Linked DNA regions of Homo sapiens: regions 2 and 3 are each linked to region 1. Evidence: chromatin loops called from intact Hi-C (ENCODE). Cell type or tissue: MCF 10A. All regions are shown on one strand. Links, peaks and the distances in the headings refer to the core of each region. The heading gives the core; the rest is flanking DNA. Region 1 holds the start of CREBRF (CREB3 regulatory factor). Region 2 has its middle 33 kb from the start of NKX2-5. Region 3 has its middle 44 kb from the start of MIR5003.

Evidence for each region. Hi-C counts contacts between places; a loop is a spot of excess contacts. Peaks named below come from ENCODE experiments on the same cell type or tissue, not always from the same donor. Only the 100,000 strongest peaks of a DNase experiment are listed, where the experiment ranks them.
Region 2: it touches region 1 in a loop (11-fold over the local background); 3 of 110 quality-filtered maps call a loop at or near these places.
Region 3: a loop joins it to region 1, with 7 times the contacts of the local background. A loop is called at or near these places in 11 of 110 quality-filtered maps.

The regions. Positions count from the first base shown.
Region 1 is chr5:173,053,221-173,062,343 of GRCh38, reverse strand. It overlaps CREBRF (CREB3 regulatory factor), which reads right to left and starts at 5,992. Exons shown (of 9, transcript NM_153607.3): 1 at 5,865-5,992. RefSeq lists silencers at 5,012-5,581, 5,732-6,241. In MCF 10A, for the core only: a CTCF peak has its summit at 4,396; DNase peaks (open chromatin) are centred at 5,123 and 6,083.
Region 2 is chr5:173,196,727-173,208,094 of GRCh38, reverse strand. No RefSeq gene overlaps it. Among named protein-coding and RNA genes, the nearest start is that of NKX2-5, 33 kb to the left of the region's middle. RefSeq lists a silencer at 1,028-1,207. In MCF 10A, for the core only: no CTCF peak of the experiment used is centred there; a DNase peak (open chromatin) is centred at 6,004.
Region 3 is chr5:172,700,593-172,711,960 of GRCh38, reverse strand. No RefSeq gene overlaps it. Among named protein-coding and RNA genes, the nearest start is that of MIR5003, 44 kb to the right of the region's middle. In MCF 10A, for the core only: a CTCF peak has its summit at 4,591 (motif pointing left); a DNase peak (open chromatin) is centred at 4,560.

The DNA.
Region 1 (9,123 bases), core at 2,220-7,219:
TCATTTAAACAGTTCAAGAGCACTAAAAGGTATCAGGCACAGTGTGAGGCAGTGAATATATAGAAATAAAACACAGACTCTGACCTCAAGGAGCTCATAGTTTAATGGGAAGACAAATAAGCCAGGAGAAAATCGAATCCAGATTTGAGAAGTGGTTTCAAGCAGACCGAAATATTAGCATATTCAAAGTACAAGACTTTAAGAATACAGTAACTAAAAATTTCCCAGTATCCCCTTGTGAGATGGAAAACATCATTAATCCCTACCACTACAAATTAATAAACTGAGATTATCTGTAGTCATCCAGGCAGACCCTAGGTTAGCTAGATCTAGAAACAAGATTGCAGGCCACATGTTTCTCAGTTCATAAAGGTCAATATATTCTCTTTTCTAAACTTTTACGCTTCCACTTGAAATCCAGTTCAAGTCAACAAAAATGGTGAAATATTACATTAAAAATAAAGCAAAAGTTATCAAAAAAATTTAGTATTTCCCAGTTATATTTTTAGATTACGGCATCTCTGCTTCACTAGGCACTTAGCACGACTTGACATTTTCCCTGGAAAAAGAGAGGAGGTAACCTGTATCTTTTTGGGCCTGGAAAAAGCATCCTACTCTCTTTAATTCTTCAAGCATCTCAGGCAATGAGCACTCAATGTCTTAACTTCTAAATTAACTGCATATTTGAATATAAGAACTACATGTGTTGACTATTCACGTGACTATCATCTCTTGAAACAGCTATACAGCTTTGTTAAGGATTATATGCTAAATGTGCTTTGAAACTTCAAGAGGACCATATCCTGAATATATCTTAGGGCCAAAGTTTTTTCAATCAGACTGCATCTCTAAAATCAACAGGATTTATACCAATATTTGCTTTAAACAGCTTTTCAAGAAAACATTTATATGTAAACGAAGGAAAAATACAAAATACAATGTTGCCATATGCTCTTGTACTAAAAATTCTCTTCAAGGCAGGAGACTGTACAATCTGCAAATGCTCAAATGTACCTAAAGTGTCTATTTGTATATTCTGAAATACCTTAACATCTAAGTACTTAAAACTCAGTGACTGGGCCAGATGTGGTGGTTCACGCCTGTAATCCCAGCACGTTGGGAGGCTGAGGCGGGCAGATCAGGAGGTCAGGAGATTGAGACCAGCCTGGCCAACACAGTGAAACCCCGTCTCTACTAAAAATACAAAACTTGGCTGGGCACGGTGGCAGGCGCCTGTAATCCCAGCTACTCAGAAGGCTGAGGCAGGAGAATCGCTTAAACCCGGGAGGCGGAGGTTGCAGTGAGCCGAGATCGTGCCACTGCACTCCAGCAGGGGGGACAGAACTAGACTCTGTCTCAAAAAACGAACAAACAAAAAACCTCAATGACTGATGTCTTACAACAGGGGCTGACAAACTATAGCCGTGGAAGCACAAATAGAGGCACAGCCTGACCTTGTAAATAAAGTTTTATTGGAATAGAGCCCAAAAATATGTAGAACATATTTTCTACAGCTGTTTCCATGCTACAGATTCAAAGTTGAGTAGTTGTGGCAGAGACTGGAAGGCTGAAAAAGCCTAAATATTAACTATTTGATCCTGTTCCAAAAAAAAAAAAAAAGTCTGTCAACCCTTGTCTTAAAATAATCAGAACCAATTATCTGACAAATTTATGTCTCGTCTAAGAGTTTACCTATCCCGAAATGAGCTACTGAATATGGTGAAAGTGTCAGTGAATTGTTCCTCAAAAAAATCCAAGTTCAACCCTACTTGGAAACAAGCGACTGCTAATTCATTTCAAAATCACATAACTAGAGGGGGCACGGTGGCTCATACCTGTAATCCCAGCTCTTTGGGAGGCCAATGCGGGCGGATCATTTAAGATTAGGAGTTCAAGACCAGCCTGGCCAACTTGGTGAAACCTTGTCTCTACTGAAAATACAAAAATTAGCTGAGCATAGCGGTGCACGCCTGTAATCCTAGCTACTCGGGAGGCTGGGGCAGGATAATCGCTTGAACCCAGGAAACGGAGGTTGCAGTGCGCCAGGATCACGCCACCGGACTCCAACCTGGGCAACGCAGTTAGACTCCGTCTCAAAAAAAAAAAAAAACATATATATATATATGTATTTTTTAAATAAATATATAGATGCCGATCTTGACTGAAAATTAAGCTTTAAAAGCAAACAGTGATTTCAGTTCTCTTTATCTTTTAAAAACTGAGTTATATTAACAGAATCAACACACAAACTTACTGTACTTCACTGTCACTTGTATTTAACCACCACCAGGAACCATGCTAGTTATTCCTTTACTTCTTACACTAGTATCCCAGAACCCACACACATCCACCCTGTAAACTAAGTAGACACCCTGTAAACTAAGTAGAACATTGTCTATATAAAAGCTTGCTTTCACCTGCCATGACAGAGAATGATGGTAAATGGAGCATCCAGACTCTCTTCGGGAGCTATTTAGCCTCTTCTATGCTTATGAATATAAAAAACCCAAAGCTGATATACCAGTCATATGAAGGAATTATACCCAAATAAGTTCTATTGCATCTATTTGCCATTCTTAGAATAAGAGAGCATTATATAAGCAATGCTGATTGACTTTATCAACCGATGCAACAGTGAAAACTGCCTGGAATATTCTAAGTATCAATGAAAAGTGTTTATTTTTATTTTCACTATACTTCTCTGTTAAACTAATTAGGGCATTGTAAGGGCTAGGGTTCCAAAAGCAACACAATGCCACCTGATAAAATAAGAATTGATAGGCCAGGCGCGGTGGCTCACGCCTGTAATCCCAGCACTTTGGGAGGCCAAGGCAGGCAGATCACCTTAGGTCAGGAGTTCAAGACCAGTCTGGCCAACATGGTGAAACCCCGTCTCTACTAAAAATACAAAATTAGCCGGGCGTGGTGGTGGGCGCCTGTAATCCCAGCTACTCAGGAGGCTCAGGCAGGAGAATTGCTTGAACCCGGGAGGCGGAGATTGCAGTGAGCCGAGATCTTCCCACTGCACTCCAGCCTGGGCGACAAGGGCGAAACTCCGTCTCAAAAAAAAAAAAAAAAGAAAAAAAAGAAAAAGAAGAACTGATAAATAAGCTAATACCCTTATTTACTGCAAAAGTTATACGTAAGAATTCAAGTTTATCAAATAATCAGGGATTACGTTTTTATGTATCATTATTAACAGAACTGAGTCAGTCATGCCAAAGTACTACAAAAATTGATGAATCAGGCCGGGCGCAGTAGCTCACACCTGTAATCCCAGAACTTTGGAAGCTGAGGTGGGTGGATCACCTAAAGCCAGAAGTTCGAGACCAGCCTGACCAGCACGTGGTGAAACCCCGTCTCTATTAAAAACACAAAAAATTAGCCAGGCATGGTGGCACGCGCCTGTAGTCGCAGCTACTCGGGAGGCTGAGGCAGGAGAATTGCTAGAACCCGGCAGGCGGAGGTTGCAGTGAGCCGAGATCGTGCCATTGCACTCCAGCCTGGGCGACAGACGGAGACTCCGTCTTAAAAAAAAAAAAAAAAAAAAAAAAAAAGAGGCTGGGCGCGGTGGCTCACGCCTGTAATCCCAGCACTTTGGGAGGCCGAGGGGGGCGGATCACGAAGTCAGGAGATCGAGACCGTCCTGGCTAACATGGTGAAACCCCGTCTCTACTAAAAATACAAAAAAAATTAGCCGGGCGTGATGGCGGGCGCCTGTAGTCCCAGCTACTCCGGAGGCTGAGGCAGGAGAATGGCGTGAACCCGGGAGGCGGAGCTTGCAGTGAGTCGAGATCTGGCCACTGCTCTCCAGCCTGGGCGACAGAGCGAGACTCCGTCTCAAATTAAAAAAAAAAAAAAAATTGATGAATCAGTTACCAATTATTCTTTTTCTCCAACTAATAAAATAGAAGATAATGCAAATTCTTAATACAGCTAACTCTGATTAGCCCCTGCATGATCTATCTAAGGCATGTTCTTACGCCTAAGTACTTAACCAAAGATGCCATCAAGAGCTTGGTACCCTTGACAATACCAACGTAGCCACAGGTTGTAATCCGATGTAAACACAAACCTAAATTAAGCATTTAACAAGGCCAAAAGGATGCCAAAATAACCATAATACAATTAGATTAAAATAAGTTATTTTCGAATTATTCATACCATTTTTCCCTGCCTCTGGTGTATATCCTATTTTGGATTAAAAGATTAAAGATATTTAAAAGTACAATCAAGTGACAACTAGTTTACGACAGATCACAAGATTTACACCCAAGTCTTGTTTTCTGCTTTAAAAAAAAAAAAAGAAATTCCAGGCCTTGATCCTATTTTTCACCTGCAGGGTATTCGCAAGAAAAGTCCCAAAGAACCTTCGAAACTAAATAACTTCCTGTGGGCTCAGTTTTCTCAAGAAGCTGATTAATGTGGACTACCAACTTATGTTAGCAAGAGGGGCAAATTACTACTAAGACTAGGACAAGCACGGGGCCTAATCTTTAAAAGGCATCCTGATGAGAAAAAAAAAAAAAAAGAAACCCCGCCCAGCCCTCAACTTGCTCGGCTTTTCTAGTCCCGTTTTCTTTTACAAAACTTCCCCTTCACTGCCTGTCTCTTATCTGAGGCCTGGTACAGAAATTCAGACCGCTATTTATCCAAGTACCTCCTTAAGGTAGTCTTAAGGCTCAAGCCAGCTCAGAAACGGCAGAAAGACTTGCTTTCTTGGGTTAAAGGAGGGCGATTACAGGGTTTGGCGGCCAGGTCTGTCAGGAAGCATAGGGCCGAGAAAGAGGGAGAATCCAGAGACTGAGCTCCATCTAGTCCCAGGAACCACCCCCAGGGGAGGCTTGACTGCCCTCGGTACTTCCCTGCCTCCTCAGCTCGTGTGAGGAGAAAGGCGGGTCGAGGTCAGGCTCCCCTGAGCTACTTCCTGGTCCGATCGGACTCGCCTTCGGACACCCGAAACACCCCCGGCCCGGCTCCCTCGCCCTTTGCCCTGTCTCCTCCCCTCTCAGTGACCCACCACCACTGGTCCCCTCCCATCTAACATGGCTGCCCCGCCCGGCCCACCTCCGGCACAGCCTAACCAATTAGTGGCCCCCCCGCGGCACCGCCTCCCCCACGCCCATTGGTGCAGAAGTCTCCATCCGCCCGCTCCATTGGACGCCAGAGCCTGCCACTCAGCTCTGAGGGCTCCGCCCCTCAGCCGCTTCAAGCTGCTTTGAGAAGACATATAAACAAATCCCGGGAGGGAGGCCCCTCGCCCGTCGCCTCTGAGGCGGGGACAGAAGGGGGAGCGGCTACCCCCGAGACGCCCTGCTCGGACCCCCCTAGCCCCAGCCCGCGCCTCTTCGTCTCCTGCCAGCCTGGCTCCAACCTCCGCGGCCCCGGCCCTTCCTCACACGCCCCTCTCTCCCCTCCTCCCCCGCCAGTCTCGCCTCCCCTCCCCTCCCGGGCCCCTCCCACCCGCTCTCTTCTCTGACAGGCCGACTGCCGGCAGCAGCGGCCCCGGGCTCGGAGGCAGCGGGGAAGGGCCGGGCGGCCCGGCAGGACGGACGCCCGGCGCTGCCCATCCCCGGCCTAGCCTACTGCCCGCCCGCGAGTCCCATCTACCGCCGCCCCGCGCTTTTATGTAACCGTCCCGGGCCGGGGGTGGGGGAGGGGAGCGGAGCCCCCGTGACCTGCAGGCGGTGGCCCAAGGCCCGCGCGCCCTAGCACTCGGCCGTGGTCCCGGCCCCCGCCCCGCGCCGGCCCGGCCCAGAGCCCCAGCGCTGCTGCCTCCTAGGCAAGCGGCCCTCCGCCCCCCGTTCCGCTCTTCCCCCAGCCCAGGCCCCTGGGGGTTCCGAGCAGCGGGTGGCGGCGCTCACCTGTGGGTGTAGGGGCGGCTCAGGGACTGGGTCCGGTTCCGCTGCAGGGGCCACGGCCCCTCTCCATGCTGCCTCGGGTTTGTTTTGTTTATGTCCTTCCTGACGGGTTCCCGGAAATCGCGTGACTCGCCCCCCTCACGTGGGCCGCGGCGAGGAGGAGGAGGGAGGCGGGGGCCCGCCGGCCTCGGGCCAATCGCGAGGCGTTCCACAGCCCGGCCAATCAGGGGCTGAGTCCGGCCGGGCACCCCTGTCACGTGTCGCCGGAGGGGCGGGTTGCCGGGAAAAACCAGGAAGAGAGGGCGGAGCGGGGGCTCGGTGCCGGCCTCTGCAGTGTGGGCGTGGGCCGTCTGCGATACCCGGCAGCACGCCCAGGATGGGAGAGGATGTTCCTTTTTACAAAGGCTTCAAATCTAGCGTTTTATCAGATCTCAGAACTGCGCTGTGAGGCATGAGGTGTCCTTTTGCCCATTTTGTAGTTTAAGTTCACTGAAACTTGAAGTGGCTAACTTGATTAGTAGGGGGATTGTATCGATGTCATGGGTGATGGACCTTCTCCCCATCTGAACGTCTTAATTAAGTGAGAGACAAACCTTGCCTTTTGTCGTTCGTTCATTCATTCACCGACTCAATATTTATTTAGCACGGATTCCGAGGCACAGGGATCAATCAGACTGCGTGCACCTTTGAAGAGAGAGACCCGTATACGACTGTACAACCAGAATGCCACTACTACAGAAGCGCCTAGACAAACAAACCTCCGTGACACATGGTCGTTTTCTTGCACTTACTGATCCTCTTAATAACAACAGCGTCCCTTTATTGAACGAGTGCTATATGGTGGGCTTATCATCTCAATTAGTTTTCCCTGCAAGCACATGCAGTAGTAATATATCCATTTTTCAGACAGGAAAATTAAGACTGAGAGGAGTTAAGTTACTTGCCCGAGGTCAGGCAGCTAGTAAGTGAGCTAGCTAGGGCTGGAGCCCTTGTCTTTTATCACAGCCTATTCTTCCAGATGCTTTTTATACATCTTAAAGGCACGGAATTGATCTGAACACACAACAGAAATTTGATTTTAGTAAGCACAGGGAAAGGAAGACGGGAATAAAGACACCTGCCCAGGTTTCTGTTAGGAGGAATCGCCTTTGAAAATGTGACTCCCTTTTGCACAGATTTAGAGAAGTAGTATAGTGTCATTGTCAAAACCATGGACTTTGGAATCAAAAAGACCCACAGATCATAATCATCAGGAGAGCAGGGACTGGGCAGTGTTTATCCTGTAACTTCCATGCCCGGCACATAGACAGTCATTACATACTGGTTGAATGAATAGTCTGGATTTGAATCCTTGTTTCACCACGTGTAAAGCAACACAAATTAACCTCTGTGAAGCTCAATTTCCTCCTCTGTTAGTACCTTCTGGGGTTGATGTGAGAACTAAGTGAAATAATTCATATAAAGCACTTATCATAGTGCCTGGCATATAGTAAGCACTCAATCAATAGTTGAATTATTAAATTGTTTAAGGGCATCATTTGGAAGATGTACTGTAGACTAAATAGCAAGTACAGATAACTTTAGACTTTAGCAGGTTAACAGCCACTAAAATAATACTTCTGTACACAAAATGAATAGATAACTATATGTAGATACCTAACAGGAAACTAAAAGCATAAATCTCTCCTCTGTAGCCGCCACAATACCAACCACATAGTAGGGCCTCCATGCCCAATGAAGGAATGAGTATTTCCCCTACTGCAAAGTGAGTACCAGGATTATAATTTTTTTAAATCTAACACATACCACATTCTAATTTTCCACATCAGCTGGAATTTAAAATTGAAAAAGAGGAAAACTAGCTGGGAAGTTTGAGGCAGGTTACCCCGACTCGTTCACATGAGATTCATGCATCAAATCTCCCCGGCATACATGACAGACCATCCTCTCTTGTAACACTATATTTGAAAAAGCTCCAGCAGATGGTTAGACCTTCCATTGTTACACTGCTATCTGGACACGGGCACGTTCATCTCCTCTACTGGGCAGTTCCTTGGGGTCAGGGGGCAGCCAGGTTTATCTCCTAGCGTGAGGCTCCGCCCACTGAAGGTGTTTACTAGTGAGTTACATTGGATTCCCACATTTCCCTCTTCCGTCGTCTTGGAAAGGATGAGGTTTTGGCTAAAGGAGACCTTTCCATCAAGGTTTGTTAATGACTATATCCTGCTCCAAAATGAATGAAATCACTGGCTCTGAATTGATTTGTGTTTCTCTGGGTTTTATCCTGCCAGATTCTGTCACAGTCAAAGTTGGCAGGAAGTTGGAACTCTGTAACATCATTGGCTTCTTGTTCTAGCCACAAAGTAGTAACCAACTGGCATCGCCACTTCCAAAGTGTTTAACCTGGTTCCTGCGGAATAATTTACATTCTGGAATAGCATGAGTCAGCAAAACACGCTTTACACAAATATGATACAATGGGGGAAACAAACCAAGAACTCCTTTTAATTCTTTTTTTTTTTTTTTTTTTTTTTTTTTGAGACAGAGTCTCGCTCTTTCGCCCAGGCTGGACTGCAGTGGCGCTATCTCGGCTCACTGCACGCTCTGCCTCTCGGGTTCACTCTATTCTCCTGCCTCAGCCTCCTGAGTAGCTGGGACCACAGGTGCCCGCCAACACGCCCAGCTAATTTTTTGTGTTTTTAATAGAGACGGGGTTTCACCGTGTTAGCCAGGATGGTCTCCATCTCCTAACCTCGTGATCCGCCTGCCTCGGCCTCCCAAAGTGCTGGGATTACGGGCGTGAGCCACTGCGCCCGGCCAAATTCTTAAAATAATTTTTTTATTTTCGATTACCTAACATATATAGATGGTACAAAATTCAAAAGGCACAAGAAAGTATTCAGTGAATATCAAGTCTCTGTCCTGTTGCTGTTTCTTGGCTACTCATTTTCCCTTCCAGAGGCAACCACAGTTACCCACATTCTGTGTCTTCTTCCAGAGATATCCTTTGTATGTGCAGGCATTTTACCTACTTTAAACCTTCATGTGTTTGGAACACTGTTCTTGGAGCCAAGACCCCTATTTGAGCTTTACCACTAACTATAAGATCCAAGGTGACCTCTCTGAGTTCCAGTTTCTTCACCACAAGGGATCAAAAGTAAAACTGGGTATTCTCTATGATCTTTTTAACTTCAACACTGAGCGCACATCCTGAAAGAATTAAAATGGTTGGCACAGGTCCTAACTTTCCATATGACCTGTA
Region 2 (11,368 bases), core at 3,740-8,739, 140 kb before region 1:
AGTTCATACTGTATTTGTTCTTCTGTGGGGCGGAGGCACATGACATGATTCACTTTCCCACTGTGGCTGATTACCAGCTTGCCTGATTCTGATGAGACAGAACACACACACACATATGCACACACGCGTATGCATGTTTTTTGTTTTTGTTTTTGTTTGAGATGGAGTCTTGCTCTGTCACCCAGGCTGAGGTGCAATGGCACAATCTCGGCTCACTGCAAGCTCCACCTCCCGGGTTCACTCCATTCTCCTGCCTCAGCCTCCCAAGTAGCTTGGACCACAGGCACCCGACACCACGTCCGGTTAATTTTTTGCATTTTTAGTAAAGACGGGGTTTCACCATGTTAGCCAGGATGGTCTCGATCTCCTGACCTCGTGATCTGCCTGCCTCAGCCTCCCAAAGTGCTGGGATTACAGGCATGAGCCACCACACCCAGCCCAGACTGATCTTTTCAAAACCAGAAATCTGGCACCATCCCTCCCCTCCACCAGGGCCTCTAGGCTTTCTTGTTTCTTGCAGGGGACTCTGAACTCTTTCTTTGGGCAACAAGGCCCTCCGGAGCCCCATCTCCCACTCCTGGTCACCAGCTCCAGCTGCACCCGCCTTTCCTCAGCTACTTCCTGCAGATCTCCCCCTTCTGCTCACACCTGGCCTGTGTCTCCTCCTCCTCCATCAGGACTCAGCCTAAATGCTGCTCCTCAGAGAAGATCTTCCCAAGCCTGAGTCAAAATTGGATCCTTCCAAGTCCTTTTATTTATTTTTCATTTATTTATTGAGACGGGGTGTCGCTTTGTCACCAAGGCTGGAGTGCAGTGGCACAATCACAGCTCATTGCAGCCTTGACATCCCGGGCTCGGGTGATCCTCCCAACTCAGCCTCTCCAGTAACTACAGGCATATGCCACCACGCCTGGCTAATTCTTTTATTTTATTTTTTGTAGAGACAGGGTTTCACCTTGCTGTCTAGCCTGGTCTCAAACTCCTAGGCTCAAGCAATATGCCCACCTCAGCTTCCCAAAGTGCTGGGATTACAGGCGTGAGCCACCAAGGCTTCTACTCTTTTACTCACCAAGCCCGGATGCCCAAGTCTTTTAGTTGAGCCGCACATTCTAGCTTGCTACTACACACTTGCAGGTGCCTTGCTTTCCTGTCTCCTTTCTAGAAGGTAAGCACCATGAAGGCAGAGACGATGCAATCACAGTCGATGCCTACTTAGCAGTTACCAAGTGTCAGACTGCACCTGCTGCCCCTGCACCAGGACATTTAAACCTCAGGACAACCCTACAGACAAACACTATCGTTCTCTTCATTTTCCAGACAAGGTCCACAGTCTTAGTCAACAAGACACAGAAATTAAGGAGCAGAGCTAAGACTGAACTCAGGCAGGCTGCATTCAGAGCCGAGACTTTTATCCAGAGGACTCACCTGCCTCTATTTGGTCCACCACTGCCTGGCACACAGTAGGTGCTCAGTAAATACATAGCAAATGAAAGGATGTTCTCTAGAGGGGCAGTCACAGGGTTAAGAATTTGGTGTCCCTGATGGGAAGGGTAATGATGCTGGAAGAGCACAGCCGCATCATTGAAATAAAACACAAATGAAAATCAAAAGATAACAACATCCAACTATTTGGGCTGTCTATGGCCCAATTGCCCACCTGTTCCCTGTGCCGCCCTGTCCCCATTAAGTGAAAAGCTCTAGGAGTTTCATCTGGTTAGAGCTGAAACCAAGTCCTTAATAGTGTTTACAGATGAGGATAGAGCCACCTGGAGCAGGAGGGCTTTCAACCTGACAGTTTCCCCGCAAGGAAATGAACGCGCTGGTCCTGCAGGAATCATCTTCAAAGCCAGACAACCTGGCTTAAGCACAGCATTTAGAAGAAACGAATCACGCCCCCAACTCCCACCAACCAGATGGCTGGGCTGTCTTTCTCTTGTGGAATGAGGGGCCTGCTTCACACAGCTGTCCAAGCTGTGGGCTGAAATGAAGATGCTGGAATTCCTCCCCTCTGCCCTTTCATCCTGCAGCCTTCTGGGGCCTGTGGTCCTGAGTCAGATGTGGGTTGAGCCACTGGGGCTGTGGCAGGTGAGGCCCTGCCAGCAATTAGCCCCCAGGCCCAGACACTTGCTCCTTTTTATGTTCCTAATCTTTTTACCAGAAACAGGAGAGGTTTCGTCCTGAGCTGTGCAAGTGAGGAGCGTCACCCTCTGAGAGGGCACTGGATGCCACACGCTTTCGATGTCAAGGTCCCTTTTGAAAATGGCCCTACTCTGTACCAACAAGTTCCAGAGACACCACCAGGCTACTAAAGAAAATGAAGAGCATGAACAGTGCACTCCTAGACACAGGTGAAGAAAGAATTGCGACCACAAAAGAAAAAAATAGATAAGTTGAACTCTTAAAATTAAAAACTTTTGTGCATCAAAGGACACTATAAGCAATGAAAAGGCAACCATAAAATGGAAGACAATACTTGCAAATCGTGTATCTGACAAGGGAGTGATATGCAGAATATATGAAGTACTCCTACAACTCAACAACAATTTCTTTTTTTTTTTTTTTTTTTGAGACAGAGTCTCACTCTGTTGCCCAGGCTGGAGTGCAGTGGCGCAATCTCGGCTCACTGCAAGCTCTGCCTCCCGGATTCAGGCCGTTCTCCTGCCTCAGCCTCCCGAGTAGCTGGGATTACAGGCGCCCGCCACCACGCCCGGCTAATTTTTTGTATTTTTAGTAGAGATGGGGTTTCACCGTGTTAGCCAGGATGGTCTCGATTTCCTGACCTCGTGATCCACCCGCCTCAGCCTCCCAAAGTGCTGGGATTACAGACGTGAGCCACCATGCCTGGCCAACAACAATTTCTTAAAAACTGATTTTAAAATGGGCAAACGACTTGAATAGACATTTCTCCACAGAGGATATACAAATGGCCAGTGAGCATATGGAAAGATGGTCAGCATTACTAGTCATTAGGATAACGCAAATCCAAACCACAACGAGGTTCCATTCTATGCCCATTAGAATGGCTACTATCAAAAGAAAGAGAGAAGGCAAACAAGCAGGGAAAGAAAGAAAAAGAAGAAAGAGGAAAGAGAGAGACGAAGGAAGGAAGGAAGGAGGGAGGGAAGGAGGGAAGGAAGGAAGGGAGGAAGGAAGGAAGGAAGGAAGGATGGAAGGAGGGAAGGAAGGATGGAAGGAAGGGAGGGAGGAAGGGAGGGAGGGAGGGATGGAAGGAGGGAAGGAAGGAACGAAGGAAGGAAGGAATTAAAAAAAGAAGAAGAAGAAGCAAAAGTTGGGCATGGTGGTGCATGCCTACAGACCCAGCTACTGGGGAGGTTGAGGTGGGAGGATCACTTGAGGCCAGAAGTTTGAGACCAGCTTGGGCAACACAGGAAAAAAAAAAAGTTAAAGGAAAGAAAGAAAGAAAACGCTGGCTAGATGTGGAGAAATCGGAACCCTGGTCCCTTGCTGCTGGTAATGTAAAATGGTGTGGCTGTTGTAGAAAAAGTTATGACAATTCCTCAAAAAAAAATGACATACAATTGCCATAAGATCCAGCAATTCCGCTTCTAGGTATATACCCCAAAAAAGTGAAAGCAGAGTGGATATTTGTGCACCAAGATTAACAGCAGCATTATTCACAATAGCCAAAAGGTGGCAGCAAACCAAGTGTCCACTGACAGATGAATAGGTAAATAAAATGCAGAATGTGCATACAATGGAATATTATTCAGCCATAAAAAGGAAGGAGGTTTTTTGGGTTTTTTGTTTTGTTTTGTTTGTTTGCTTTTGAGAAAGGGTCTCATTCTGTTGCCCGGGCTGGAGTGCAGTGGTGTGATCACGGCTCACTGCAGCCTCAACCTCCCAGTCTCAAGCAATCCTCCCACCTCAGCCTCCTGAGTAGGTGAGACTACAGGTGCACACCTCCACACCTGGCGAATTTTCTGCTTATTTTTTATAGAGATGAGGTCTCACTATGTTGCCTAGGCTGGTCAGAATTTTTTTAAGACTTGTCAAGTGAAGCAGTGGGAGTGGAGGAGAAAAAAAGAACTCTGTAACTGGTGGTGATTGGAAGGAAAAAATTTTTAATGCTTTCTTCCTGAACAAATAGCTCAGATTGAAATGGAAGAAAATGTTAACATGTTAAAATATAGACAAACCTTGAGGACATTATGCTAAATAAAATAAGCCAGTCGCAAAAAGATAAATACCCATAGGATTCCACTCATATGAGGTACGCGGAGTAGTTCAATTCATGTAGACACGAAATTGAATGGTGACTTCCAGGGGCTGGAGGGAGGAGGGATTGGGGGGTAATAGGTGTACAGCTTCCATTTAGAAAGATGAAAAACTTCTGGATATGGCTGGTGGGTGCATGCCAACTGATGGTTGCATGACAGTATGAATGTACTTCAAGAACTGAATGCCACAGGATGGCACGCTCGAAAATAGTTAAAACGAGAAATGTTATGGTATATATATTTTATAGAAAGAAGGAAGGAAGAGAAAGAGAAAGAAAGAGAGAGAAAGAAAGAGAAAAAGAAAAGAAAAGAAAGAAAAAGAAAGAAAGAAAGAAAGGAAAGAAAGAAAGAAAGAAAGAAAAAGAAAGAAAGAAAGAAAGAAAGAAAGAAAGAAAGAAAGAAAGAAAGAAAGAAAGAAAGAGGGAGGAGGGGGAGGGGAGGGGAGGGCTCTGCCCGTTCCCATTTCCTATAGGTGGAGGGTTTTCCTCACAGGGATGGAGTCCCCTGCAGTTCTAGGTTTTGCATGGGACCGAGTGGACCCTCAGCGCCTCACTCCTCAATGGCTATAGGGTAGCCCTCGGGCTGCAGGTGAGAGGTGGGCAGCCTGGGCGCAAGGCCCGCTCATAGGTTGTGCTTGTGTGCACTTGGACAGTGCTCACAGAGGGGTGCTCCCTGCAGCAGCGGCTGGGGTGGTCTGAAGACGGGTGAGGCATACGGGACGTCTGCTCTACATGCACATCACCTGTGTCCACTTTCAACCTCCCACGCCTTTGATATTAGATCTGTTGTTGTGTTTATCTTATTTACAGAGGCTTTGCGGGCAGATGGGGTTAGAACTGCTGGAGAGGAGGGAGAAGGGCCGACAGCAGAAACCAGAGCGTCCTGTGAGATGAAGAAAAGGCCGGGAACCTGTAAGAATTCTTTAGTGTTTGGGAAGCAACTTGATTGGGTCCTAGAAAAATGGGGTCTAGGGGGAGACATAACTAGTTATGGAAAAAAAGATGCTTTCCCCCAGATTCTGAGATTATGAACCTGGACCCAAATGCCAGGCTGCCCTCCAGGCATCCCGGGAACAGCTCTCCCCACTGCTCAACACAGCAAATGGGAGATGTACTTCCCCTGGGGACGAAGTGTCCGCCCCGAGCCAGAGCGGCTTCCTCCCCCAGCCCAGCTTCCCAAAGCGGTTTGCAGTGAGAATCTCCCCAACCTTCGTGTCACCCTGTCCCCAGCAGCCACACACTGACCTGGCCAGTCCCTTGACCTTTTAGGTTTTTATCCTTAAATGAGGATGAAAAGCTTTTTCAGGCAGACTTGTGAGCCACAGGGGACGTGCTGTGTGCAAACATACTGAGCCCATGCCCAGCACATGCAAAGCAGCCAGGGGGAATTAAAAACGTGCTGGTGGAGTTGGAAATCAGAGCTCAAGCCACGCCTATTGTCCCACCGCCACCCTCTCTACCATGTCTACTCACTGCTTATGCTGTTATTTATTTTATATTTTTATTATAATGATGATTTTTTGCCCATGACAAAGCCCTCAGGAAACCCTGAGGACATGTCCCTTTATTTTATAGTTTTCTTTAAGTTCATGTTAATGGACTCACTGCTTTTACTCACCTAATTCTAAACAGTAATATCAGTGAAATCACAGCTTCGATATGCCAGCTTTATTTCCCAAAGGCATTTGAAAAAAAAGTACAAAGCAATTGAAAGTCAAATGTTTTCTGTGAGTCACCTAAAATTCTCTCTTGCAGCCCAGGAGCTTGTGAATCATGCCCTGGGCGTTGCTGCCTTAGTGTAGCTTCCAGCTGTGTGGCCAGGGCCGTAGGTGCCATAAGCCAGGCACATTGCCCTTCAATGACTTTGACTTCTGACCTTGACATAGACAGGCAGGGCAGCTTCCTGGGCAGCGGGTGGGGCCGGCTGTCCCCATATTTGTGCTGTTACAGCCAGCTTTCCCCTCAAGGGATTAAGGCTCAAGAGACACAACTCTCTGCTGGGGCCAGCATCCCTCAACCTTCGAAGCCCGGACCACAGGGCGAGGCTCGGCGCCTTGCGGAGACACTGCCCAGGGTGAACCAGCAAAAGAGGCCAGTCTAGTCATCTCAGCTGCAGCACTGGGTTCTAACCAGTGTGGTCACCATCTCCTGGTTGGGCTCCACTGCCTCCTGCCAGCCCAGACACTGGCTGTCTCTCGCCCTCGCCCTGCAACCCATTCTCCACACTTCGATTTTTTTTTTTTTTTAATTTTTTGGTCTTGCCGAATTAAGCAGAATCTCCACAGTGTTTTGGAAACACAAATCTGTCCCCTTGATGTCCTCATTCAACATTCTATCATGCCTTCCAGTCACTAGACCCAAGGCCATAAACTAGTTTTGTTTGGCCCAGGCAGGGCTAACTTTAAAAAACGAGCACAATGTATGTGATCTTTATGAATATTTATGTCACAGCTGTAAAGATTATACCAGGAGCTCAGAAAATGGCCTCCTGTTCCTCCTCGGCATAGCCAGCAGGGCTCGGGGAGTGGGGCTCTGTGCTGGTCCCAATGGACTTCTCTTTTGTCCTGCATCATCTTGGTTCCAGGTGGCCTGGAGTGCACAGGACTCACACTGCTGTATGGAGCTTCAGACTGTCCGTGGGACCGAGCCTTTCCCTGAGGCCTCTGAGTGGCAGCTCTCTCAACAGCCTCTGAGTTCCTCCCCTATATAAACTGCGAAATTTACAAATCCAGGTCATGAACCTCCTGAGAAATTGGATCCCTGTTCCCATGTGGCAGCAACTAGAGAAGCTCCGTGGCAGCTTGACCTGAGGTATCTTCATCCACTACACCACAGTCCCCACCACTCCCTATTGCTCCCCAATAAAATGATGGTGCCAATTAAAAAAAAATTTTTTTAGAGACGGGGTCTTGCTCTGTCACCCAGGCTAGAGCACATTGGCATGATCATAGCTCATTCTAGCCTTGAATGCCTGGTCTCAAACGATCCTCTCTCCTCAGTAGCTGGGACTACAGGCGCATACCACTGACCCCAGCTAGTTGTTTTTCTTATAGCAGTTTAGAACAGAGAAAGATTTCTATATACATGTCTTGGAGAATTAGAGATAGATGAAGAGGGTCCTTTGTTTCAAGGAGAACAGCAAAGAGTATATTTCTTGGTGAAAAGAAACATCCAGCCTGCCACATGGCCTGCCTGGTCCCTGTAGGCCTTAGATTTGCAGCCCCTGATCTGAGGAAAAAATCTAAATTCCTCTGCATGGTATAATGAAGTTGTATGATGCAATGGTTAGGATAAAGTTAGGCTGCTACAACAAAAAGACCCAAACTACAATTACCTAAACAAATGAGAAGGTTCTATCTTTTTTGTGTAAAATTTGCTCTGATTTGTGGCTTGATGGTATTGGGAATCCAGGCTCTACTTATCTTCTGCAATTCATTCTTAACATGTGGCAGCCATGTCTCTAACAGAATCATTGGGTAAAAAGTAATTTTTAAAATGCAGGAGCCACCTCCTGGTCTTAGATGGCTCCTTCACCCCAAGAAGGGAAGGGGAGCACTCTTGTTCCTTTTTTTTTTTTTTTTTTTTTTTTTGAGACAGAGTTTCACTCATGTTGCCTAGGCTGGAGTGTAATGGGGCAACCTTGGCTCTATGCAACCTCCGCCTCCCGGGTTCAAGCGATTCTTCTGCCTCAGCCTCCCAAGTAGCTGGGATTACAGGAATGCGCCCCCACACCTGGCTAATTTTTATTTTTATCTTTTGAATTTTTAGTAGAGACAGGGTTTCTTCATGTTGGTCAGGCTGGTCTCGAACTCCTAACCTCAGGTGATCTGCCCTCCTCGGCCTCCCAAAGTGCTGGGATTACAGGCGTGGGCACCACGCCTGGCTCGTGTTCCTTTAAGGGCACAATCCAGAACTTTCACTCATCTCATTATCTGAAATAGTCACCTTGCCATACCTACCTAGCTGCAAGGGAGGCTGACAAATGCAGGGTTAAGCTGATATTCATGTTAATGCCCATCAGGAAATTCAGTTACTCTATATAGAGGAGAAAAGGAACAATCCCTGCCACATGACAAGCCCTTCCCTCCAGCCTCATCTCCCACCTGCTGCCTCCAGAAATTTACTCTCTGGCAGCACTTAACCACTTGTAGATTCCCAGCAGCCATGATCTATCTCACCCTGCACCTTAGCATGTGCTGCTCCCTCTGCCGGGAATACCCTTCCCAGTCTGACTCCCTGTAAGTCCTCCTCATCCTTCAAGTCTCAGGTCAAGGGAGGCCTCTTCCATCCTGCCTCTGCCACCTGCCCCAGCTGAGCTCAGCATTCCCTTTACAGGACTTATTTTATACTTGATGGGAGCTCAGACCCTAGGGCCAGACTGCTGAGGCTACGTTCTGCTCTTACAGGACCTTGTGACCTAGGGCCAGTTACTAACTTATCTGGACCTCAATGCTCTCATTCATAAAATGAGAATAGTAGGACCTACATCACAGGGTTACTAAGCCAAATAAGAAAAAGAGCTGGATGCAATGGCTTATGCCTGTAATCCCAGCATTTTGGGAGGCCAAGGTGGACAGATCACCTGAGGTCAGGAGTTCGAGACCAGCTTGGCCAACACAGTGAAACCCTGTCTCTACTAAAAATACAAAAATTAGCCGGGCGTCATGGTGCGCACCTGTAATCCCAGCTACCTAGGAAGCTGAGGCGAGAAAATTACTTGAACCCAGGAGGTGGAGGTTGCAGTGAGCCAAAATCATGCCACTGCACTCCAACCTGGGCAACAGAGTGAGACTCTGTTGAAAGAAAGAAGGAAGGAAGGAAGGAAGGAAGGAAGGAAGGAAGGAAGGAAGGAAGGAAGGAAGGAAGGAAGGAAAGAGAGGGAGAGAGGGAGAGAAGGAGAGAGAGGGAGGAAGGAAGGAAGGAGAGAAGAAAGAAAGAAAGAAAGCAAGAAGGAAGGAAGGAAGGAAAGAAAGAAAGAGAGAGAGGGAGAGAGAGAGAGGAAGAGGGAGAGAGGGAGAAAGGGAGGGAGGAAGGAAGGAAGGAGAGAAGAAAGAAAGAAAGAAAGAAAGAGAAAGAAGGAAGGAAAGAAGAAAGAAAGAAAGGAGGGAGGGAGGGAGAGAGGAAGGAAGGAGAGAAGAAAAAGAAAGAAAGAAAGAAAGAAAAGAGAGAGGGAGGGAGGGAGGGAGGAGGGGAGGAGGGGAGGAACGGAAAGAAAAGAAAGGAAGAAAGAAAGAAAGTAAATCTCTTAGCATAGTGCCTGTCACATAGTAGGTACTTGATAGACATTAGCCATTATCATCATTATTATTATCTGTTGAGTATTTATTCTGTGGCCAGCCCTGTGCCAAGGACAAGGAACCCAACAATCAGTAAGGGTCCCATTGGAGCTCACACTATGGAGGGCATGTGTGGTAGATTCGTTTATCATTGCAATATATTCATTGCGTCCCCCAGCCCACCCCCTTGGCACTGGGCTCGGCCCTGTGACTTGCCTTGGCCATGGGATGTTGGCAATAAGATGGCAGCAGAGGCTGGGGCAGCATTTGCACCGTTGGGCCTGTGCTCCTGCGTTTCTGCCACATCTGGAGAAGAGCAAGCCCAGGCTGGGCCACTGGTTCTAGGAGGCAGGGAGAGACCTAGGGAGTGAAGCCAGCTGGCTGAGATCAGTCCTTCCCCAGCCAATATGCAACTGGATGACAAAAGCCACAGCGCGAATGTAATTCTTATTGCCATGTGCCTCTGTGGTTCTTATTTTTATTTTAATGGTTTTTTTTTTTTTGAGACTGAGTCTTGTTCTATTGTCCAGACTGGAGTGCAGTGGCATGATCTTGGCTCACTGCAACCTCCACCTCCCAGGTTCAAGCGATTCTCCTGCCTCAGCCTCCTGAGTAGCTGGGATTACAGGTGCACACCACCACGCCTGTCTAATTTTTGTACTTTTAGTAGAGATGGGGTTTCACCATGTTGGCCAGGCTGGTCTTGAACTCCTGACCTCAAATGATCCGCCCACCTCGGCCTCCCAAAGTGCTGGGACTGCAGGCGTGAGCCACTGTGCCTGGCCACCTCTGCGGTTCTTTAGTTGTTGTTAGGCAGCATTACTGTGGCCATAGCTAACGACACAGAGAGAAAGAATCATCAACAGGCAAGCGTAGCCTGATGTGGCAAATGTTGTCATGGCAGTAACAACAACTAGAGGAGCTGGGATATGGGCCAGGCAGTCTGCCTTTAGAACTCAAGCTTTTAGACTCTGTGGCCTCCCTCTCCTCCTCCTCTCCTTCCTCCCATTCCTCTTCCCTGCACCTAGTGCTCGATAAACACTTAGTGAATGATGTGGCCCCAGCAATGATTTTCCCACTGGAGCTCAAGGGCCTCCTCTAATCGTGTCTCACCGAGGGGCTTGTCAGCCTTCACTGGTTATCCATAGCTTGTCCTTATTCCTCAATCTATACAAAAAGTCCTGAGGGCTGTGACCACCCTGGTGTCTCTCCACCGGGCCTTGGCCACATGAAGCCTGTTCCCACCCCTAAATGCCACCCAGCCCAGCCCAGCAGTCCCTGACCTCTTATCTCCAGCACAGCCCTCGGGTGAGGGGATTGGCCACATCCTACAGCCACAAAGCAAACAGGGCCCGTGGCTGACCAGTCCTGGAGCAAGAAGCCCTGGTAGGAGAGACGGGGACCTGACATGTGAGTGAGCCAAGGGAAGGTGCAGAAAGGTCCTCTTCAGGAAGAGACCGTGGGGTAGTGCAGAAAACACTCGCTTTGCACCTTCTGACCCAGGTTCTCATCCCAGCTCTGCCATTATGAAGGCAAATTGTTCCACCACTCAGAGCTTTGATATCCTTGACTGTAAAAGGGGTTATCAAAGACCACCAAGCCCTGTGGTTGGAAGCATAAATTGGATAGAGTCTCAGCAAATGTCAGCTCCCTTCCCCACTTCCCTGTGGGTCTCAGCCTCAAGCAGGAATGTGGACCTAAGGCCTCCAAAGCTGAGATTCCTCCCAGACAGGTGTGGAACTGGAGGTCAGGAATAGCGTGATCAGAGCACAGGCTTTGGACTCAGACAGCCCTGGGTTCTGCTCACCAGAGGCATGACCTTGGCCCAGACACACTGCTGAGCACCTGGCTCTGC
Region 3 (11,368 bases), core at 2,443-7,442, 350 kb after region 1:
GGAGCAGGGAGATCTGTTAGGGGGCTGCTGCAGCCCTCCTGAGGGGAGATGGAGGCCTTGTGGACAAGGATTCTGGTGGGCAGTAGAGAGCACATTCCAGATATAATTAGGAGGTAAAACCAGTGGCGCTTGGCTGATGGATTGAATGTGGGGGGATTAGGGAGAGACAGAGTCCAATGCAACTCCACAAACCAGGACTTCTCACCTGGAGAGAACGTGAGATGAGGACCAGGGTGTTGTTATTTGATTGATTGACAGATTGAGTAATTGATTGATGGGTGGAGGTACTGGGATTGAGGGTGGGTTTGCAGTTCCTAGGTGGTGGCTTGGAGGAGCTGTCCAGTGGCTGCAGGGTACAGTGCTCTGGAGAGTGGCCCAAGGGAGAAAGGGATTCTGGACTCAGCTGGGTTATTAAAGCTGCAAGGGGCCGGGCGCAGTGGCTCACACCTGTAATCCTAGCACGTTGGGAAGCCGAGGTGGGCGGATCACGAGGTCAGGAGTTCAAGACCAGCCTGACCAATATGGTGAAACCCCATCTCTACTAAAAATAAAATAAAAAAAAATTAGCCGGGCATGGTGGTGCGCGCCTGTAGTCCCAGCTACTCGGAGGCTGAGGCAGGAGAATTGCTTAAACCTGGGAGGTGGAGGTTGCAGTGAGCCAAGATCATGCCACTGCACTCCAGCCTGGGTGACAGAGCAAGGCTCCGTCTCAAAAAAAAAAAAAAAAAAAAACTACAGGGGAGGATGCCACTGTAAGAAAGAGTGTGCAGGTGGAGGAGGCAAGGGCTGATCCTGATCCCACCTGTGATGGCTGCTTAGATAAGGATGGGCCAGAAAGGACCCCGAAAAGTAGATTTTAAGACAAACATTACTAAGGGTAGAGACATTTCATAAGGGTAAAAATTGTAGTATACTACGAAGCTATAACAATTCTAAGTGTTTATGTTCTTAATGCCATAACTGCAAAATATATAAAGTAAAAGTCGACAGAACTAAAGGAGACATATTCAATCCACAGTCACAGGGGAGGACTTTTAACACAGCTGAAGCAGACGACAAATTTAAAAAAACAGATTTCAACCACATGATAAACAAACTTGACCTAATTCATGTATTTCAAACACCACACTCCACAATGTCAAAATATCCATTGTTCTCAAGTACACACAGAGCATTCGTGAAGATTTACCATGTGCCAGGGCAAAAACAAATTTCAAAAGATCAAACTAATACAGAGTATATTATCCAAACATTGTAGAATTATGTTAGGAACCAAAAGCCAAAAGATAATTAGAAAATCCCCAACTACTTAGAAATTAAGCAATGCAATTCTAAATAATCTGGGTCAAAAAAGAACTCAATGGAAAAGAGAAAATATTAATATTTGGAACTAAATAAAAATGGAAATAAAAACTAAATAAAAATGGAAATACAACATATAAAAAGGTATGAGATAGATGTATTAGATTACAGATTAGATTACAGATTAGATCACGGATTGGAAAGGAAGGAGGGTTGAAATAAAATTACCGAATATCTATGAGCCTGTGGGGGGTTTCATTATTTTAAAGACTGACCTATTTCTTTTTCTTTCTTTCTTTCTTTTTTTTTTCTTTTTTTAGACAGAGTCCCGCTCTGTCACCCAGGCTGGAGTGCAGTGGTGCGATCTCAGCTCGCTGCAACCTCTGCCTCCCAGGTTCAAGTGATTCTCCTGCCTCAGCTTCCTGAGTAGCTAGGATTACACGCATGTGCCACCACACCCGGTTAATTTTTTTGTATTTTTAGTAGAGACAGGGTTTCACCATGTTGGCCAGGCTGGTCTCGAACTCCTGACCTTGAGTGATCCACGTGCTTCAGCCTCCCAAAGTGTTGGGATTATAGGCGCAAGCCACTGTGCCCAGCCAGTCTGACCTACTTCTGATTTCCCCTTATTTCTAGGGAATTTCCCTTTGGGAGGGATCTCAACTGAAAATCCGGGGTGTTCAGGCGTTCCCCTCAGCCTGTGGCCAGTCCCGAAATCTGCATTTTGTCCTCATGAGACCCGTGGAAGCTCTGCTCGTCTTAGGCTTGCCACTGCTACTTGCTGCTGGGTCGCTGTTTCTGAACAGGCAGCTGCTCTCAGGGAAAGGCAGCCTCAAACACTGGCCCCGCAAGTCCTGTCTGCCTGGGTACTTCACTAATGTCTTTACCTAAATCAAAACGTATTTCATCCAAGGGCTGGGCATGGTGCCTCATGCCTGTAATCCCAGCACTTTGGGAGGCTGAGGCGAAAGGATCACTTGAGGTCAAGAATTTGAGACCAGCCTGACCAACATGGTGAAACCTCGTGTCTACTAAACATAACAAAAATTAGCTGGACGTGGCCGGGCGCGGTGGCTCACGCCTGTAATCCCAACACTTTGAGAGGCCGAGGCGGGCAGATCACGAGGTCAGGAAATCGAGACCATCCTGGCTAACACGGTGAAACCCCCGTCTCTACTAAAAATACAAAAAATTAGCCGGACATGGGGGCGGACGCCTGTAGTCCCAGCTACTCAGGAGGCTGAGGCAGGAGAATCGCTTGAATCCGGGAGGCGGAGCTTGCAGTGAGCCCAGATCACACCACTGCACTCCAGCTTGGGTGACAGAACAAGACTCCGTCTCAAAAATAAAAAATATATGTATATATTTCGTCCAGGTTCTCTAGTTGTTCTAAGTGGGAGGATTGATCTGAAACGAGTTAGTCCCCCGCCCACCACGAAGGAGACATCTTCATGTAGTCAGCGTCCTGCCACACGGGAAGTAGCTAATATAGAAAACAATAAAAGTTTACAAGGAATCAAAAAGAACACTTGAAAAAATAACGGAGATAGCTATTATGTATCTGGAGAGGAGAATTTAATATTTGAAAGACATAAATTCTCAGTAATTACCTTAGGATGTTTATGCGATTTAAATATAAAGAATAATAGGATTTGGGGAATAGGAAAATGCACAATTTCCCCATTGGAATAGAAAGTCAAATAATAAACTGGGAGGAATATTTTTAACATATATGACCAACAAAGATTTTCGTTTTTACCAACGCTCTTACTAACCAGGAAGACTCTGCTTCAAAATCAGCAAAAGACAAGGAAAGGCAATTCACAGGAAGATAGCCAATACTCAAATAATAAAATGTATATGCTTGTTAATAATCAAATAACAGTATTTTGCAAGAGCAATGAGACGCCATGTATCTAAAGTATCTAACTGATCAGAGATAAAAAATAAATAATACCCAGAATTGGTGAGATTGAAGAGAAGTGGATATGCTCACGTTGCTGGCTTACTTGTAAATTGTCTCAGTCCTCTGGGAGAGCGTTTTGGCAGCATAGGTTTATCATCTTAGACCTCTGCATAGTTTTAACCTAACAATTTCCATTCAAGGAATTTATCCTGTAGAAGCAATTGTGGGATGAGCCAAAAGATAGCTTTGGGACCCGTGTGACAGTGATGTTGGTAATTGATCATTTCTGCACACAATGAGAATGTGTGTTATATTAATAGGGGAATGCTGAATAAATTATGCAATACCCAATCAATGGAATACCATGTAAGTCTTTTTTTTTTTTCTTTTGAGACAGGGTCTCCTCGTTCTGTCGCCCAGGCTGGAGTGCAGTGGTTGCCGTCATGGCTCACTGCGGCCTTGACCTCCTGGGCTCAGGAGATCCTCCCACCTCAGCCTCCTGAGTAGATGGGACTACAGGCGTGAGCCGTTGCACCTGGCTGCAATCTTAAAATTAATGACGAGGACCTACAGCAGCAATCCAGAAAATGCCAATAACTCAGATGAAAGGAACTCTGAGGAGTAGCTGCCCCAGAGCCGCCACTCAGCTGGGGAGGCCTCGGAGTACACAGGAGTGGAGGTGGTGACAGCCCTCCCTGAGGCCCCTGACCACCCCAGCCCACCTGTCAGCCTTCATGGCCTTCCAGCAGCTTCTGGATTTCGCCCCCGCACTGCCCTGTACCACCCGCTAGCCATCCCCATCCTATCCATCTCTCTCTCTCTCTCTCTCTCCTCTTTCTCTCTCTTGCAGACACACCCACTCACATCCACACTCATCCACACTGACACTCACCCACCCACACATTCACACACACATTCACCCTCACACTCTCACACACCTACATTCATACACTAACACTGTTACTCACACCCCCCACACTCACATACACACTTGCAGTCACTTGCATACGCACGAACATTCCCACACCCTCAGCTCACGCACACTCACACATACCGCCACATCCTCATCCCCATGCTCACGCACATTTGCCCTCAGGCACTCACCCCACTCCCAGCCCACACTCCCCTCCCTGTGCAACCTGTCCCCTCTGAGTTCAGCAGGCCTTCATGCCCCACTCCTCTGAGCAGCATCTCCATCCCCTCCTCCGCCTAAAATGGGCTGTCCCCAGGACGCGGTGCCCTGGGTGTCTCAGGTGGAAGAAGTTTCCCCACACTGGGGCCCTGGGAGCTGGAGCGGATGTGCGGATTCTGGGCTCCTTCCTCTCCTTTGGGAGTTGTAGACATCTGGCTGTGCTGCTCTTTCCCAAGTCACTGGTGCCATCTGCCGGCCCCCAGGAGACCTCGTGCCTCTGCCCCGTCCCTGTATTTACAGAAGACTTGAGCTCACTGGGTGGGTGGGGGGATTTTAACCCACATGGGAGTGACCCACCCAAGTCCCCAGGCCTCACAGCTTCACCCCTTCCCCACCTGCAGCCACCTGCTCCTGCCGCTCAGCCACCTGCCCCATCACATCATTCTCCACCATTCTCAGAAGGGGCTTCATTTTTGATGTGTCAAGTCTAGGTCCCAGCTCTCGGCCACCACTTCCCACCCCTCCAGGCCACTTGCTCAGGATTCCTTGATGTCCCATCCCTGGTCCTCGCCCTCCAGCCAACTGGCCTCACCCTCTTCTCACCATCCATCCTGCCTGGCAGCCGTTATTTCCTGCTTTCCCCAGCTCAGGTCCTGGGGTCTGCCACCCATGCCTTTTTGCTTCCTCCCGCCCCCTGCTGTGCCCCCTTTCCTTCCTCTTGCTTGCCTGGCAAAGCCCTGACCCTGGATAAATCCACCCTTTCCCCTCTCCAGGGCACTCTGGAGCAGCTGAGTGTTGCTGGGTAAAATCCCACCTATCACAGTCAGCTTGGCTGCTCTCACAAAATCCCACCAACTCAGGGCTTAAACAGCAGACTGTTATTTCCTACAGCTCTGGAGGCTGGAAGTCCAAGGTCAAGGCGCTGGTGACTTGGTTCCTGGTGAGGGTTCTCTCCCTGGCTTGCAGATGGCCACTTTCTTGCTGTGTCTTCACACCATGTTGGGGAGAGGAGGAGGAGGGAGAGGGAAACGGTGGGGCGGGGGGTGTGGGGGTGGAGAGAGAGAGAGCGAGCTCTCATATCTTTTCTTGTAAAGGCATTAATTCCATCACAAGGGCTCCACCATGACCTAATTGCCTCCCAAAGGCCCCAAGTCCCAGTACCATCACATTGGGAGTTTGGGCTTCAGCATACAAATTTCGGAAGGGAGGAGACAAAAATACCACTGCCAAGCTGACTGAGTTCACTTTTAATTCAGTTTTATGATTCCCAAATGGTCTCTCATTGCCCTGCCCTCCTACCATGGTTCTCTAGAAGGTTTTCTGCTCATTCCTGAGAAGATGGTTTTCCTTTGTCTGTATATTCTCAGAACCCCTTCTTCTCCCCCACTCTCAGCTGAGGCTTCCACTCATTTATCACAGAACAATAGAAGGTCTCCAGGGGCAAGTTGCATATGCCCACCACCAAACCTACCTCCTTCCTGCATCTTCTCTCTGCCTGCCATACAGCAGCAAATGTCCTTCTCCCCACCACAGCCACCACAGCTTTTGGGCCCTGGATCTCCTCCTGCTTTCTTGGAAGCCTTGCTTGTTTGGTTTTCTCTCCCTTCCACATCACCAGTGCCTTCTTCTTTAGGTGATCCTCATCAGCACACATGCTAGAGCAAGGGCCAGCAAACTATATAGTTCATGGGCCAAATCTGGCCCACCAATTGTGTTTTTAAATAAAGTTTTATTGGAACACAGTCCCACTCATTTGCTTAGGAATTGTCTGTGGCTGCTATCAAACTACAATGATGGAATTGCATAGTTGTGCCAGTAATCATACAGCTTGCAAAGCTGAAAAACTTTACCATCTATCTCTTACAGAACAAGTTTGTTGACTTTTGTGCTAGAGCAATGGTTCTTAGTTGTGATTCAGCACTGCTCATGAGGAGGGCTTTGGAAAATGGGGGATGGCTTTTATTTATCCATTATTTTATTTTACTCATTTATTTTTTTGAGACAGGATCTCACTTGGTCACCCAGGCTGGAGTGCAGTGGTGTGATCACAGCTCAATGCAGCCTCAACCTCCTGGGCTCAAGCAATCCTCCCACCTCAGCCTCGTGAGTAGCTGGGACCACAGGAGTGCACTACCACACCCAGCTAATTTTTTATTATTTTATTTTATTTTTTGAGACAGAGTCTCACTCTGTTTCCCAAGCTGAAGTAAAGTGGTGCAATCTTGACCCATTGCAACCTCCACCTCCCAGGTTCAAGAGATTCTCCTGCCTCAACCTCCCCAGAAGCTGGGATTATAGCTGTGTGCCACCACGCCTGCCTAATTTTTTTTTGTATTTTTTAGTAGAGACGGGGTTTTACCATGTTGGCCAGCCTGGTCTTGAACTCGTGACCTCAGGTGATCCACCTGCCTAGGCCTCCCGAAGTGCTGGGACTACAAGCGTGAGCCACTGTGCCCGGACTTTTTTTTTTTTTTTTTTTTTTTTTAAAGATGAGGTCTCACTATATTGCCCAGGCTGGTCTCAAACTCCTGGCCTCAAGTGATCCCACCTTGGCCTCCCAAAGTGCTGGAATTACAAGTGTGAGCCACTGAGCCTGGCCCTACAATAGCTCTTGCCAAGCTCCCAGGACCTTCCTATTGTGAATCCAAAGGCCACATCTCTGTTCCCATCACAGCACATCTTTCAGCAGTGTCTTCACTGTTGACTTCCCTCTCCTTGAGAAACTCTTCCCTCGGCTCAGGGCCACTACACTGGCCTGGTTTCCCTGTCCCCTGCACTGGCCTCTTCTCTTCAGTATCCTTTGCTGGCTGCTCTTTCTCTATGTGATCTCAGAATCTTGGGCATCCTCAAGTGCAGTCCTGAGCTCCCATATTCTCTCCATAGGTGCTCTCTCCAATGGATCTCATACCATTTGTGATTTTCGGCACCGTCAATGTGCTGTTGACCCCCATACTTGAATCTAGATCTTCCCTCCGGCTCCAGACTCATAGTCTAGCTGCCTACACAACCCCTCCCTTAAATGTCTTACAGACATCACACCACGAATGTATCCTAAACATAACGTGTGGGTTTTCCTGTAATGCTTGCTCTCCCGCTGTCCCCTGGCACCACCATCCCACACAGGTGCTCAAGTGGGAAATGTAGGGTTCATCCTTCTTCTCTGCTCCACCATTCAGCCTGCCAGCACATTCTGTAACCGCCCAAGGGATTCACCTTGCCCGCTGCCTAGACAGAGCCGATTTGTCCAGACAGGGGAATTGCAACCGAGAAAGAGTAATCCACGCAGAGCCGGCTGTGTGGGAGACTGAAGTTTTATTATTACTCAAATCAGTCTTTCTGAAAACTTGAGGATCAGAGTTTTTAAGGATAATTTGGTGGGTAGGGGGCCAGTGAATTGGGAGTGCTGATTGGTTGGCTTGGAGATAAACTCACAGGGCGTCGAAGCTGTTCACTTCTGCTGAGTCAGTTCCGGGGTGGGGGCCACATAATTGGTTGGCAGGTCCAGGTGGGGCCATTTAGTTGTTAGAAATGCAAAAACCTAAAAAGACATCTCCAAAGGCCGATCTTAGGTTCACAATAGTAATGTTACCTTCAAGAGTAATTGGGTAAGTTGCAAATCTTAGGACCTCCGGAATAATGGCTGGGAATATTTAGAATTCCAGCCCCTCTCATCTTGACTTGGTGGCTGGTGGCCTTTCATTTGTTTTACAAGAACAGTTTAGCCTTTTGGGAAGGCCTATTATATAAACTATACACTAAATTCCTTCCCAAAGCGAGTTCGGCCTATGCCAAGGAATGAACAAGGACAGTTTCACGGTTAGAAGCAAGATGGGGTCAGTTAGGTGTGGTGTCTTTCACTGTCGTAATTTTCTCAGCTATGATTTTTGCAAAGGCAGTTTCCATTCTGTTTTCTCTGCCCCCAAAATACATCCTCCCTGCTATGGTCTGAATGTTTGTATCACCCCAAAATCCATGTTTAAATTCTACCCCACTGCCCACCATGTAATGGTGTTAGGAGATGGGGCATTTGGGAGGTGATTAGGTCATGAGTATGAAGCCCGTGTGAATGGGGTTAGTGCCCTTATAAAAGAGTCCCCAGAGAGATTCCTTGCCCCTTGCACCACGTGTGGACTCAGCGAGAAGTCACCGTCTATGAGAAAGTGGCCCTCACCAGACACGGAATCTGCTGGCACCTTGATCTTAGACTTCCCAGCCTGCAGAACTATGAGAAGTAAGTACCTGCTGTGGATAAGCTGCCCAGTCTATGGTATTCTGTCATAGCAGCCCGGATGGATAAGATGCATCCTCCATCCAGTAAGGTCTATTGGCTTCACAGCCCCTGAGCACAGACCACCTCCATCTCTGTCCTGGGCCACTGCACTAGCCCAGCACATCTCTGCTTGGCCTCCCTCACCCCAAGGTCATTATCCCAGCCTTCTTCAAAGATGGGTTGAGCACCTACCATGTGCCACATGCTAGGAATAAGAAGTGAGGGGGAGAGGGCTGCCCCTGCCCTCCCTCACCCTCTCCATTGTGAGGGGGAAACTGAACTGACAAAATGTGATAAATGCTCCAAAGAATAGAAACAGAGTGGCTGGACGCAGTGGCTCATGCCTGTAATCCCAGCACTTTGGAGGCTGAGGTGGGAGGTCCGCTTGAGACCAGAAAGTCAAGGCTGCAGTGAGCCCTGTTCTTGCCACTGCACTTCAGCCTGGACAACAGAGCAAGATCCTGTCTCAAAAACAAAACAAAACAAAAGAAGCAGTGTGCTGAGATAGACAAAGGTCTCCATAGTGTGGCTACAAAGGGTCCTTCTGAGCAAGTCACATTTCAGTTGAGACTTTTATGCAGGTCAGGCAAGGCCCTGCAGGCCCTGGTAAAGAGCTTAAAGTTTGATATGAGAATCTCTGAGGGATTTTAAGCAGAGGAATGATGGAATCTGGTTTTATGTTTTAAGAAAATCCCGGCCAGGTGCGGTGGCTCACGCCTGTAATCCCAGCACTTTGGGAGACTCAGGCGGGTGGATCACCTGAGGTCAGGAGATTGAGACCAGCCTGGCCAACATAGTGAAACCCCGTCTCTACTAAAAATACACAAATACACAAATTAGCTGGGCGTGGTGGTGGGCGCCTCTAATCCCAGTTACTCCGGAGGCTGAGGCAGGAGAATTGCTTGAGCCCAGGAGGCGGAAGTTGCAATGAGCAGAGATCATGCCATCGCACTCCAGTCTGGGCGACAGAGCGAGACTCCACCTCAAAAAAAAAAAAAAAAAAGAAAGAAAGAAAAGAAAAGAAAAAAAGAAAACGAAAAATCCCTCCTGTGGCTGCGTGGACAATGAATTTGGGTGGGGTGGGGTCCAGTGGAGCGGGGAGGCACTGATGGGCCGGGCCACAGTTCTTGGCCAAGCGAATGATGCGCAGGGACAGGGCGGGGCAGGGTGGTGCCCCTGACGAAGACTGAAGTGCTGTTTCCAAGAGGCTGGGCAGGAGAAAAATAATAGCTGTCCACTTCAGGGACCAAGGCGGTGTGTCTAAAAGCGAATATTATGCAAATAAAAAGCGTAAGAAAATAAAGGACCTTCTACACCTGGGACACGTGGGGCTCAGTAAATGTTGATGAACTGAAGAGCTGTACCAGGTGTAAACTATGGAGGGTTGTGCACGCCAGGCAAATAGAAATCTCACTTCCCTTCTGATTCAGGAGGAGGTGGAGGAAGAGGCAGGAACTGTCTGCTGTGGTTTCTTGAGGATGTGGCATTTGTAAAGCTGTGATCCATGTGCCAGTGCGAGAAAAGTCCTGTGAACACAAAACCAGCAGTGTCCGTACAGCGCCGTTTCTCTACTGTAATTCCCAGTCACCATCAAGGGGACTGACGCCCTAGCTTCGTCTCCCACCTACTGTGTCTTCCAAATGCCGCAAAATCCTCCCTCCAGCCCCAGCGGGCCTGCCTCTTGCACTTCTCCCCTTCTGCCCACCCTCCCCAGAACCCTCCCAAAAAGTGGAGAGGGGAGAAGTGGAACAAACTAAGCCAGCAGGACAGAGGCAAGAAAGGCTCAGCATGCACCCAGGTGGAAGGAACGTCCCAGGCATGGCCTGACGCCGATGTCTGTAGCCGTCAGAAAACTTCCTCTTAGGATACCTTCCCCAAGTCCTGTCTTCCTCATCTGCCATGTGGTCATTTGTTTAAGTGAAGAAATATTTGTGGGGTGCCCACTACGTGCCAGGCACTGTTCTGAGCAATAGGGATGCCACAGTGAACTAGATCTTGTCCCTGTTCTTGAGGAGCTGATAGGTACTGAAGGAGACAGAGAAGAAAATGCTTACAGATTAATCCAGCCCGGTGATGTGGGGGCAGGGGTGAGGTCTGTCGGGGGAGGCTTTCTGGAGGAGGTCATATGGAAACCAAGGTTTGGATGGTGAGCAGGTAAGGAGGCATGATCCAGGCTGTGTGAGTGTGAGTGTGTGTGTGTGTGTGTGTGTTCTTGGGGTGTGGGTGGGAACCTTCCAGACTGAGGCAGACACCTGTGTGCAACAGGTGTGAGTCTCAACCCATAAACTCAGGCATGCATTTAATGAGCTTGTCTTCCCAACAACTTCATTTCTATTTTGAGACTGCATTTCACTGGGGTGCCTTCCCTTTCACTCAAGGTCATGGCCAAGTTCCAGAGGTATAGTGCCAAGGCGTTGATGGGGAGTAGGAGCAGAACACTATTCTGCCTGCTCCCCTGGCAGCCCAGGCTGCTCCGAGAGCATCAGTTATGCAGTAAATCCGGAGTCCTTCCTGTTTGCTTTCTGCCCTGAGGCCTCTTTCCATTGAGTAGGGAGGGAGGGAAAGATTCTAGGTAAGCGGGGTGGGGTGGTGGGGCGGGGAGCGGGGGGCGGGAAATGCGAGGGGTCAAGGAGACTCAGTTAACACTTAGAACCATGAGCAATCCTTCTGTAGAGGCGGCTCGAGCTGGCTGGGGCACTACAAAGGGGCAGGGCGGCTGTGGGAGCTGTGGAGGAGTAAGGCGGGAGGCAGGAGGAGC